2 separate regions of the Mus musculus genome follow, and region 1 is linked to region 2. Evidence: chromatin loops called from intact Hi-C (ENCODE). Cell type or tissue: gastrocnemius. All regions are shown on one strand.

Evidence for each region. Hi-C counts contacts between places; a loop is a spot of excess contacts. Peaks named below come from ENCODE experiments on the same cell type or tissue, not always from the same donor. Only the 100,000 strongest peaks of a DNase experiment are listed, where the experiment ranks them.
Region 1: it touches region 2 in a loop (7-fold over the local background); 2 of 42 quality-filtered maps call a loop at or near these places.

Annotation. Positions count from the first base shown.
Region 1 is chr14:73,284,782-73,289,781 of GRCm38, forward strand. It overlaps Rb1 (RB transcriptional corepressor 1), which reads right to left. Exons shown (of 27, transcript NM_009029.3): 5 at 3,928-3,966; 6 at 2,822-2,889. Among named protein-coding and RNA genes, the nearest start is that of Rb1, 39 kb to the right of the region's middle. In gastrocnemius, no CTCF peak of the experiment used is centred here; no DNase peak of the experiment used is centred here.
Region 2 is chr14:73,235,381-73,240,380 of GRCm38, forward strand. All of the region lies in intron 17 of Rb1 (RB transcriptional corepressor 1), which reads right to left. It overlaps Lpar6 (lysophosphatidic acid receptor 6), which reads left to right and starts at 2,511. Exons shown (of 1, transcript NM_175116.4): 1 at 2,511-4,978. The coding sequence starts at 3,221. The coding sequence ends at 4,255. RefSeq lists an enhancer at 1-946. In gastrocnemius, a CTCF peak has its summit at 2,885; DNase peaks (open chromatin) are centred at 2,686, 2,818, 3,247 and 4,035; H3K4me3 peaks cover 3,040 bases; H3K27ac peaks cover 4,331 bases.

The DNA of each region.
Region 1 (5,000 bases), 49 kb after region 2:
CACATTAGCCAGGGGCCAGGAGAGGCAGTACCAGCCTGCAACGATGCAGCAGAATGCTCAGCTTTCCACCTTCTGACTTGCAGGGAGAAGTCATTGCTACAGAAGGTAAAAGGAACCAGTGCTGCCTGGGAAAAGAGGGGAGGATAAAGTTTGTCCTACAAAGACTCAGAACTGCAAAGGCTCCTGGCATTCCAGATAAATTCTCTAGTCTCACCCTTACCTTCTGCAAGGTAGTATAATACCTGTTTATAACACACTGCAATTCTTTTTTTTTTGCGGGGGTGGTGGGGGGGTGGTGGGTTCTTTCAGACGGTTTCTCTGTGTAGCCCTGGCTGTCCTGGAATTCACTCTGTAGACCTGACTGGCCTTGAACTCAGAAATCCGCCTGTCTCTGCCTCCCGAGTGCTGGGATTAAAGCCGTGCGCCATCACTGCCCAGCTTCACACTGCAATTCTATAGGGAATACAAACTAACTACATGTTAAGTGCAAAATGAATGAAGGGAGGGCCTCTCAAACTACCTCAGAGAAAACCAGTAAGATGAAGGGGAAAAGCACACTCAAAAGAAAAAGTAAAATCACAAAAGGGGACAAAATCAGAGAACCTAATAGGAAGAGACTATCTAATAAGCAAAGAGACAAACAAAGCCGGCGCTCCTGCATTCTAGTGAAGTCCCAGTGCCTGGGACGTCAGACAGGAAAACCATCAGCTCAAAGGTAGCCTGAGCTACATGCCAAGTACTTGCTTTGAAACAAACCAACAAACAAACAAACAAGGGAGCTCACTGATCTCAATTTATATAAAAACACGGTGTCAGATGAACTAAGACAGAACTAGGATAACAAAATTAGTTTAGCTCAAAACAGACAAAAAGACAAGATGAATAGAACCTGTATGTAATACAAAGTTGAGGGAGTAGCTCAGTGGCATAATATTTGCTTGACACTCATGAACCTTCAGTTCAATTTCCAGCATTGCAAAAAAAAAAAAGATTTAAAATCATTAAAATGACAGAAAAATATGAAGAACAAAACAACCTGATATCATGTTCAGAGAAGACATACTGAATAAAATAATGTCTTAAAATACAACATTATTAAGATGTCTCAGAAATGAAAAACAGAATTGTTTGTTTTAAAATAAGTATTCCAAGACAAATGAATGCAGTATGATACAAATCAACAGATATCCTAGTAAAGATATTAAACCTCAAACTTAATATTCATTTACTTTTATTTCTACATATGAGCATTTTTGCCTGTATGTTTGTCTGCGCCCATGAAGGCCAAAGGAGGGTAACAGATGCCCTGGACTGGAGACTGTGCGCTGCCATGTGGATTGAAAGCAGGACTCTGGTGCAAGTTTTAACTTTAGCTACTTTAACTAGTCACTAAAGATGGCTTTATCTACTGTGTCATCACTTCAGACTTAAATCTCACGTTTCAGAAAGAACTCATCAAGTACTCAGCAACTAAATGACAGCAGGGACGCTACTCGAGCCTCAGATTTCCTAATTAAGGGACAAATGACTCAAGAACAGGACACACAGTCAAGTTGTCTTTCAGGGATAAATGCTGTGGACACTTGCCATTAACATGACAAGCATTTGGAAGATGACATGAAAAGACCTAGTTTTTAAAATTCCACAGGTTGGAGAGGTGGCTCAGCAGGCAAAAGTGCTTTCCACCAAGCCTGAGATGCACGCACGCGCATACACACACACACACACACACACACACACACACACACACAGAGTAAGTAAATAAATGTACAAGATAATGTTAAATCCTTGATGGTACAATCCAGATAGCTAAGAAATAAATCAAACTCAAAAACTCAGAAACAGAGACGCTGTAATAAAGTAGTTACAATGGGCACAGAATGCACTTATACACAGAACTGACAGTAAAGGCATATAGTAACTATAATTACAGATGAATAAATGTTATAGTCTTCAGAAATGAAATGAAGACAAGAGAATGCAGTGGTCAGAAAGTGGGAAGGCAGGGAGGATGATGCTCCAAGAGCGATTACTATCACTGTTTTCAAGGTAGATTGGTGTGCAGTGTTGCAGACTTCCCTCTCCCTTGTCTCCGGCTGTACCACCCTCCACATGCCCGATCTCAGCTGCTCTCAGCTGCTAAGGGGAAAGGTCTGGCTGGTATTGGGTAGAAGAACTCCCTCCTCTCTAAGGGGACCGTGATGGGATCCTGTTGTTTTCCCTCAGCACGGTATCCTGGAATCTCGTCTTTACTGACTAATCATCATAGCTTATTTCCATCTGACTCTCCTTCCAGCAATTTCTACTTTCTCCAAGTCAGAAGAAAAAACCCTAAGACTTCACCCTGAATTTGGAATAGGTACTGGCATTTAACTACTCTACTTTTTCCTTTTCATTGTATTAGCATTCTCAAAATACAAAGTCTAAAAAAGAAAAGTAAAGATTCTATCTTAGGAAATATTTTAAACTCCATGTAAAGTGACCAAACACATATTATTTCCATTTCTTATTACTTTATTTTTAATTTAAATAAATTTTTATAATTTAAAATTCACTAGGCCCTGACTTTTATCCCCAACACCACTAAAAAAGGAGAATGCATAGAAAATAGGGAAGAAAGGGGGGATAAGACAGAAACCAGGAGGAACGGAGGAATTAAACATTTCGAATGATGTTCTATCATCATAACTATAAAATGCAGTTAATAAGCCATGCAGAGAATACAGAAGGATTTATTAATTGAATAATTTTTGTACTATTCCAAGTGAACAATTTAATCATTATATTTGACACATCAGCATTCAATAACACATTCACTTACCTTTAGCTAGTAAAAAAGTGATCCAAGAAATTTTTAGCACCAACATAGAATTTATTTCAGTAGATAACCTGGTAAACAAATACAAAGCAAAAAAAAAAAAAAAAGTCAGACACTGACAAAGTATTCCAGCTTTACTTTGGGGTAGTTTGTTTTAATTATAGACTTGAGTTAAATAAATACACAAATGAAATGCAACCCTCTTTAATGCACAATTTTCACCTAAACTCACCTAGCTCATTTGGTGTGCCTATCAAAATATTGATTCTAATCTAAAACTATATAAAGCCCACGGTACACTGATTTGTTTCTAATTACCTTTATACTTGTTTGCTCTGTTTTTCTAATTAAAATGAACAACCAAAAAAACCCAAACAATTAGGTGGCTTAGATTTTGTCAACTTAACACTTTACCTTGATAATTTTTCCATAGAATGACCACTCATTAGAATCAACAGCTTTTTATGAATTAATATATGCACAATTTGCATTTCAATCAATCTCTTCAATGCCAGTGCTTTCGTGGGGCAGGAAATCTCCAGGATTACTTGAGCTATTTACAGAGAAGAACACTGCCATACTGTTCAGGAATTTAGGATTTGTAAATGAAGTTTTTTAATGAGTAGGAATATTTTACCTATCTGTGTGTTTGTGCACGACTTGTGTGCCTGGTGTCTGTAGGGGCCTGAAGAGGTCATCGCATCCCACCCCACAGAACTAGAAATACAAACAGCTGTAAGCCACCATGTGGGATGTTGGGTTTCACGCCTGGGTCCAGTCTTCTCTCCAAATCCCTAAATTGAGAATGTATTTGTTCTTATACAAAAGTATGCAGAGCCTTGTTGATAAAATCCCTGTGATAGATCGTTAATAAAAACTTAATGAATGAACTGCATTTTCCTCAGAAAAGTGACAGAGAACACTGAATTCCAGCCAATTGGTTCTCTCTGCTATATAAGTAAGGCACACATTTTTAGAAGATAAACAAATCCAAACAGGATTTTACCACCTTAACTTATAAAGTAGTATGTTTTTATCACCAAAGTAAACAATATGTTTGAGATTAGTCCAAAAAAACAAATTTTAGTGAAAAATTACATGCTACTTACGCACTGCTGGGTTGTGTCAAATATATAAGTTCACACGTCCTGAAAAGAAAAAAATAATTTCAGTAAAATAACAGCTTAAAAGAAAACTTTTAAAATACTTCTGCAGCATGAGTCATTAGCCTTCTAAAAGAAAGTTAAAGTATATCTGCTTACTACAAAATGCCATCTCATATCACCATGTTCTAAGATAAAAGAACCGGCTTCTGTCACTCACTGTTAAATCAAAACCAATGACCAGACCAGACTGTTAGCTCAGTGGGTAACTAACCAATAAGCCACATATATCTCTATAGTTTACCCTATAATAAACAAGCTTTGGCATTGCAATCTTCATACTCCAGAAAACTGTACAAGTAGAATGGGAAACGGAAACCTTGATTTGATTCAAAGCCACCAACTTAATTAAAGCTAAATTATTCCAAAAGACTAGTCAATAAAAATCTTAAGTTACAAAGTGCAGGGCAGCCTTGTAAGGCCAAATCAGACTATGCCATTCCCCAGTGTAAAAGCACTCAGCATTTCCACTGTGCAGGGCACAGCTAGCTTGCTCCTGCCCAGCCCCCATCCTACCTTCCATACATCAGCGCTCAAAGCACATCCAGTCACTGTTTTGGTGTGCACATGCTCAGCACATGCCTGACACGCCCAGTTCCTGTCCCCACTCATTTTTCTGGATACATTTCTATTTCTAATCCCTATTCAGAACTTCCTCCTTCTCTTTTTCCTTAGTAGAAATCAACAGTACCGCCTTCTCACCTAGCTAAGATCCATGACGTACTGCATCATTTCTACTTAAACGCGGTACTCTTCAATCCAGCATCACAGCCATTACTGCATTTTCACGTGGACATGTTGTGGCATGTGCACATGTACACATGTATGTGGAGGCCTGAGACTGATGTCAGGGATATTAAATTGTTCTTTCATCTTATTCTTTGAGGGCAGGATCTCTTGATCAAACTCAGAGCTCATGGAGATAGCAGGGTACTAACAGTTAATTCTTTTTTTTTTTTAAGAATTATTTATTTATCTCATGTATGTGAGTACACTGTCGCTGTCTTCAGAAACACCAG
Region 2 (5,000 bases):
TTACTCTGCACTGAACCATATATAGTTAATCTACCAACTGATAATATGCTTAGCTAGAATTGTAGTTTGACATTTGATGCTTTTCCTAAAACAAAGCTAATAACAAATGTCCTTTCGCAACTAAGTATTTTTGTCAACAGGAAAGCACACACATGGATACACATGTGAAGATCCATAGTGCATTTCAGAGCTGAAAGGAGACTTTCCCGGATACTCTTATTACATAAAGGCAACACATACACAGTTCTAAAATAAAATGTATCAGATTCCTGCCATCATAAACCTTCCTTTGTGTCTCAGACTACCATATCGTTTTTATTTTACCACTGTGTAAATAAATTATTATTTAAGATTTTATTTTAGTTAACACTTATTACATTTAAACTGAATAATGTTTAGAATGGATTTGTTTAGAATGGTGTTAGAGTTTCACTTAATCACTTGCTGGGATGCTGGAGTCTGAGCACAGGGCCTCCTACATGGAGCTCCAACACTGTTCCAACCTGCAAATCTTAAAGTAAAAACCTTTTGTAAGTTTTTTTCCCCCCTGTGTATGAGTGTTTTGCCTTCTTGTATGTCTGTGCACTGAGTGCACGCAGTGCCTGCAGAGTCAGACGTGGGTACTGGATATCCTGGGACTGGAGTTACAGACAGGACTGAGCTGCCATTGGGTGCTGACAATCAAACCTGGGCCCTTTGAAAGAACAGGAAGTACTCCAAAATGCTAAGACATCTTTCCAGCATGCCCACCTAGGTATAAGGATTAAAGGCATGTACTACCACGCCCAGCAAATTAGTAACCCTTTTAGACAGACTTTCCTCTACAACTCTTTTTCACTAAGGTATAATCTACATATCACAACATCCTAAAAATCAGCTGACAGTATATTTTACTTATTTATTTTAAAGACCTATTTATTTTTATGTGTATAAGTGCTGGCCTGCATATATGCATGTATATCACATTCATGCATGTTTTCACAATGAAAGTAAACATGGACAGTACCAGGACATAAAACGATTATAATTTGTAAAAATGACAATAAGGGGGCTGGCAAGATAGCTCAGAGGTTAAGCACATTGGCTGTTTTTCCTAAGGTCCTGAGTTCAGTTCCCAGCAACCACATGGTGCTCATAACCATCTATAGTGAGATCTGGTGCCCTCTTCTGAACTGTAGGTGTACATGCAAGCAAAACACTGTATACATAATAAATCGTTTTTTAAAATGACAATAAGGAAACTTAAAAGTGGATCACTCAAATTTTATATTTTTCCTAAAATAACTATTAACAGAAAAGTTTCTTCATGGAGAAGAAAATGTTATTAAGTGTCCCTTTTTTCATTACTGCACTCAAAGTTCCCATCTTCCAATAGGAACACATTTGCATCTGTTTTCCACACCAAAACCAAAGCAAAGAAGTTCAGACCCTCAATCTTTACCGCCTATAAGACTGTATTATTTGATCATAGATGACTTCCTAATCAAAACAATAAAAAGATTATAATTCACCATCAAAAGTAATCAAATTTAAAAGGTATAGAACACATGATACATGCTCTTAAGTATACATCTTAATATGTAAACTAAGGTGTCTATAGAGAAACTTGCTCTGAAATGCCTTCACTGACCCCAAATGAAGGGTTTCAGCTTCAAATTTAGAGATGAAAGTAGATCTGGAATATACCCCAACACACAGCCAACATGTAAAAGAAACTGAAGGGAGAGACGGAGGAAAGGAGAATAAAATCATGGAAACTACATTTAGACAAACAGTAGAACTGAGATTCTCTGCTGTAAGTTATTTCAATTAACTCAGAAGGGGGGAGCCCGTTTTACAAAGCACACTTTCCCACTATGCTTATATTAAGTTGTGGGCAAAAGACTGACACTGTACTAAAAGTAAAAGTTTTGGAGTACTATTCTCACTACTGAGTTATAATCCTCCGGGGGGGGGGCATACTTAATGTAGTCTTTGGTGTATTAAAATTGAACTAGCTCTAGAAAATTAGTTTCAAAGAAAAATGTTAGAACATTATTTATCAAAAACTAAAGAGATCCAGGATTAAAGCTACTCACAATCATGCCAATTAAGTTAAATGCTGGAGAGCAATTAAAAAACACCAGATACTAAGAGAAGCAGGACTGCCTGCCTCAGTCAAAGGCTTTATATAAACTCTTAAGGTTCTGCCTTCAGGCACAAACAGTTCTTTAATGTGCCACTCATATCGCCTACATTTCAATTTATAAACATATATACACCCATCTGCATTTTATTTCTTTAAAGAAGGCAATATCCCAACTACAAGAGCAATAGAAGAGAAAGAATCTACCTTATGTTTCTTTCTTTCTCTTACTTATTACTAACTAAAGCAAATCAAACCACTTTGGAGAAGTTGTCAGAATCCCCGGAAAGCATTTTGGCATAAAAAGAGTTAACACCCAACTCAGCTGGGCAGCCAGTGACCATTTGCAAGCCTCCTAGGTACATTCCCAGCAGACACATTATCAGATTAAAGGAACTGCAAACAACTGGGTTGAAGCCTTCCTTTGTCCAAACCCAGCCTCTTCTTCCTGTGATGTCATATTACAAATCTGGGAAGGCTTTCTTGCTCACTTCAGAGACAGCCCATCTCACAATACAGCTGGCAACCTCCGAAAGGCCTCTCCATTCAGCAAGCGCGAACATGCTTAGGAATTTATCTGGGATCCCTTAAACGACTGCCTATCGCCGTCCGGAATCAATGTAGAAATACAAAGTTTGAGAATAAAAAGAAGGAAGAAGTACCCGAGGACGACGGGCGGACGGACGCACGGCGAGTGTTTGTGACTGAAGTAAAGCTGGTTTGGACCCTGGCGGCTGAAGCACAAGTTTCCACGCGGACTGGTCTGGTCCGACTTGGAACAGTTTTTCCTTACACTTTCAGCTTTATGGGTTGGCTTCCTTGACTGCATTTTCTGTCAGTTAACTAAACTCCAGACTCATGGATTTTCTCGACCAGAAAATCAGACTATTTTCCTGAATAATCTACTAGAAACTTTTACGGAACACATTTCATGTTTCCTTTGAAGAGTTAAGAGAAGAAAGTATTTGTAAGAACAGGAAAAGAAACAAATACTTTGCAAATAAACTGGCTGCTGCTGTGACCACATCTGAATAGCAAAGGCGATCGATCAAGCGCTGCGGACAAAAGGCCTCCTGTAAGCTGCACTGCCTGACAATGGTAAGCTCCAATGGCTCCCAGTGCCCTTATGACGACTCCTTTAAGTACACTCTGTACGGGTGCATGTTCAGCATGGTCTTCGTGCTTGGGCTGATATCCAACTGTGTTGCGATATACATTTTCATCTGTGCCCTCAAAGTGAGAAATGAAACTACAACGTACATGATTAACCTGGCAATGTCAGATTTACTTTTCGTCTTTACTTTGCCATTTCGGATTTTTTACTTTGCAACACGGAATTGGCCATTTGGAGATCTACTCTGTAAGATTTCAGTAATGCTGTTTTACACCAATATGTATGGAAGCATTCTGTTCTTAACCTGTATCAGTGTAGATCGATTTCTGGCAATTGTCTACCCATTTAAGTCAAAGACTTTAAGAACGAAACGAAATGCAAAGATCGTTTGCATTGCTGTGTGGTTCACAGTGATGGGAGGAAGTGCGCCTGCAGTTTTCTTTCAGTCGACCCACTCTCAGGGGAACAATACCTCAGAAGCCTGCTTTGAGAACTTTCCAGCGGCCACATGGAAAACTTATCTCTCCAGGATTGTGATTTTCATTGAAATAGTGGGCTTTTTTATCCCTCTCATTTTGAACGTAACTTGTTCTAGTATGGTGCTAAGAACTTTAAATAAACCTGTTACATTAAGTAGAAGCAAAATGAACAAAACTAAGGTTTTAAAAATGATTTTTGTCCACTTGGTCATCTTCTGTTTCTGTTTTGTGCCCTACAACATCAACCTCATTTTGTACTCGCTCATGAGGACACAGACCTTTGTTAACTGCTCTGTGGTGGCGGCAGTGAGGACCATGTACCCGATCACTCTCTGCATCGCTGTTTCCAACTGCTGCTTTGACCCTATTGTTTACTACTTCACCTCAGACACAATTCAGAACTCAATAAAAATGAAAAACTGGTCGGTTAGAAGAAGTGACTCCAGGTTCTCTGAAGTTCAGGGCACTGAGAATTTTATCCAACACAACCTACAGACCTTAAAAAATAAGATATTTGATAATGAATCTGCAATATAAGCTGCCTGACTAAGCCACTGGGACTGCTCCGTGTTCAACTGTGAAAACTGTGTTCTTGGGAACTATCTCTCCGGCTCCAACAGAAAATATTTTTAAAGGAAGTTTGTGTCTGATGTGTTAAACATTAAAATATATTCTATTCTTGTATGCACGCCATTTTACTTTCTTGAACCACTTTAACGTGTTTTTTCCTCATTAAAAAAAAAAAACTCCATAAAGTTAAGGTCTAAAAGCAATTATGATTTAAATAATGTGATATATCTGTACGTTTAAAATTTTGTATATCATGAAATGATTTAATCAGAAATCTGTTAAATGGTTTTATACTGAACCGAGATGTTGTTTACGGAATAGTTTACTAAGTAGATTTCACTTATATTTTATTTTAGATTAAAAGTACTTATCATGCCTTAAACTGTAAACAGTGAAGAAAACCAGTTTGAACTAGTCACACAGTTTTAGAGCATTTCCTCCAAGAGACTACTGCAGTTTTCTGCATGACATTTTATCTTTTTAGGCAACTCATAAAAAAGAAAAGGTATCTAACTATATAGTATATTTTGAAATTACTATTTTGATTTATATTCTGGCTGCAACACCCAATTTCAAAATGATATATAGTATAAAAACTTAGCATAAAGAAACTAATGAAATGTTATCTTGCTAGGTAAATTATTTTGAAAGTACAATAAAAACCTTGTATTTTCAAGAATGTTGGTCTAGAAATCACCAGGACAGTGAAGTG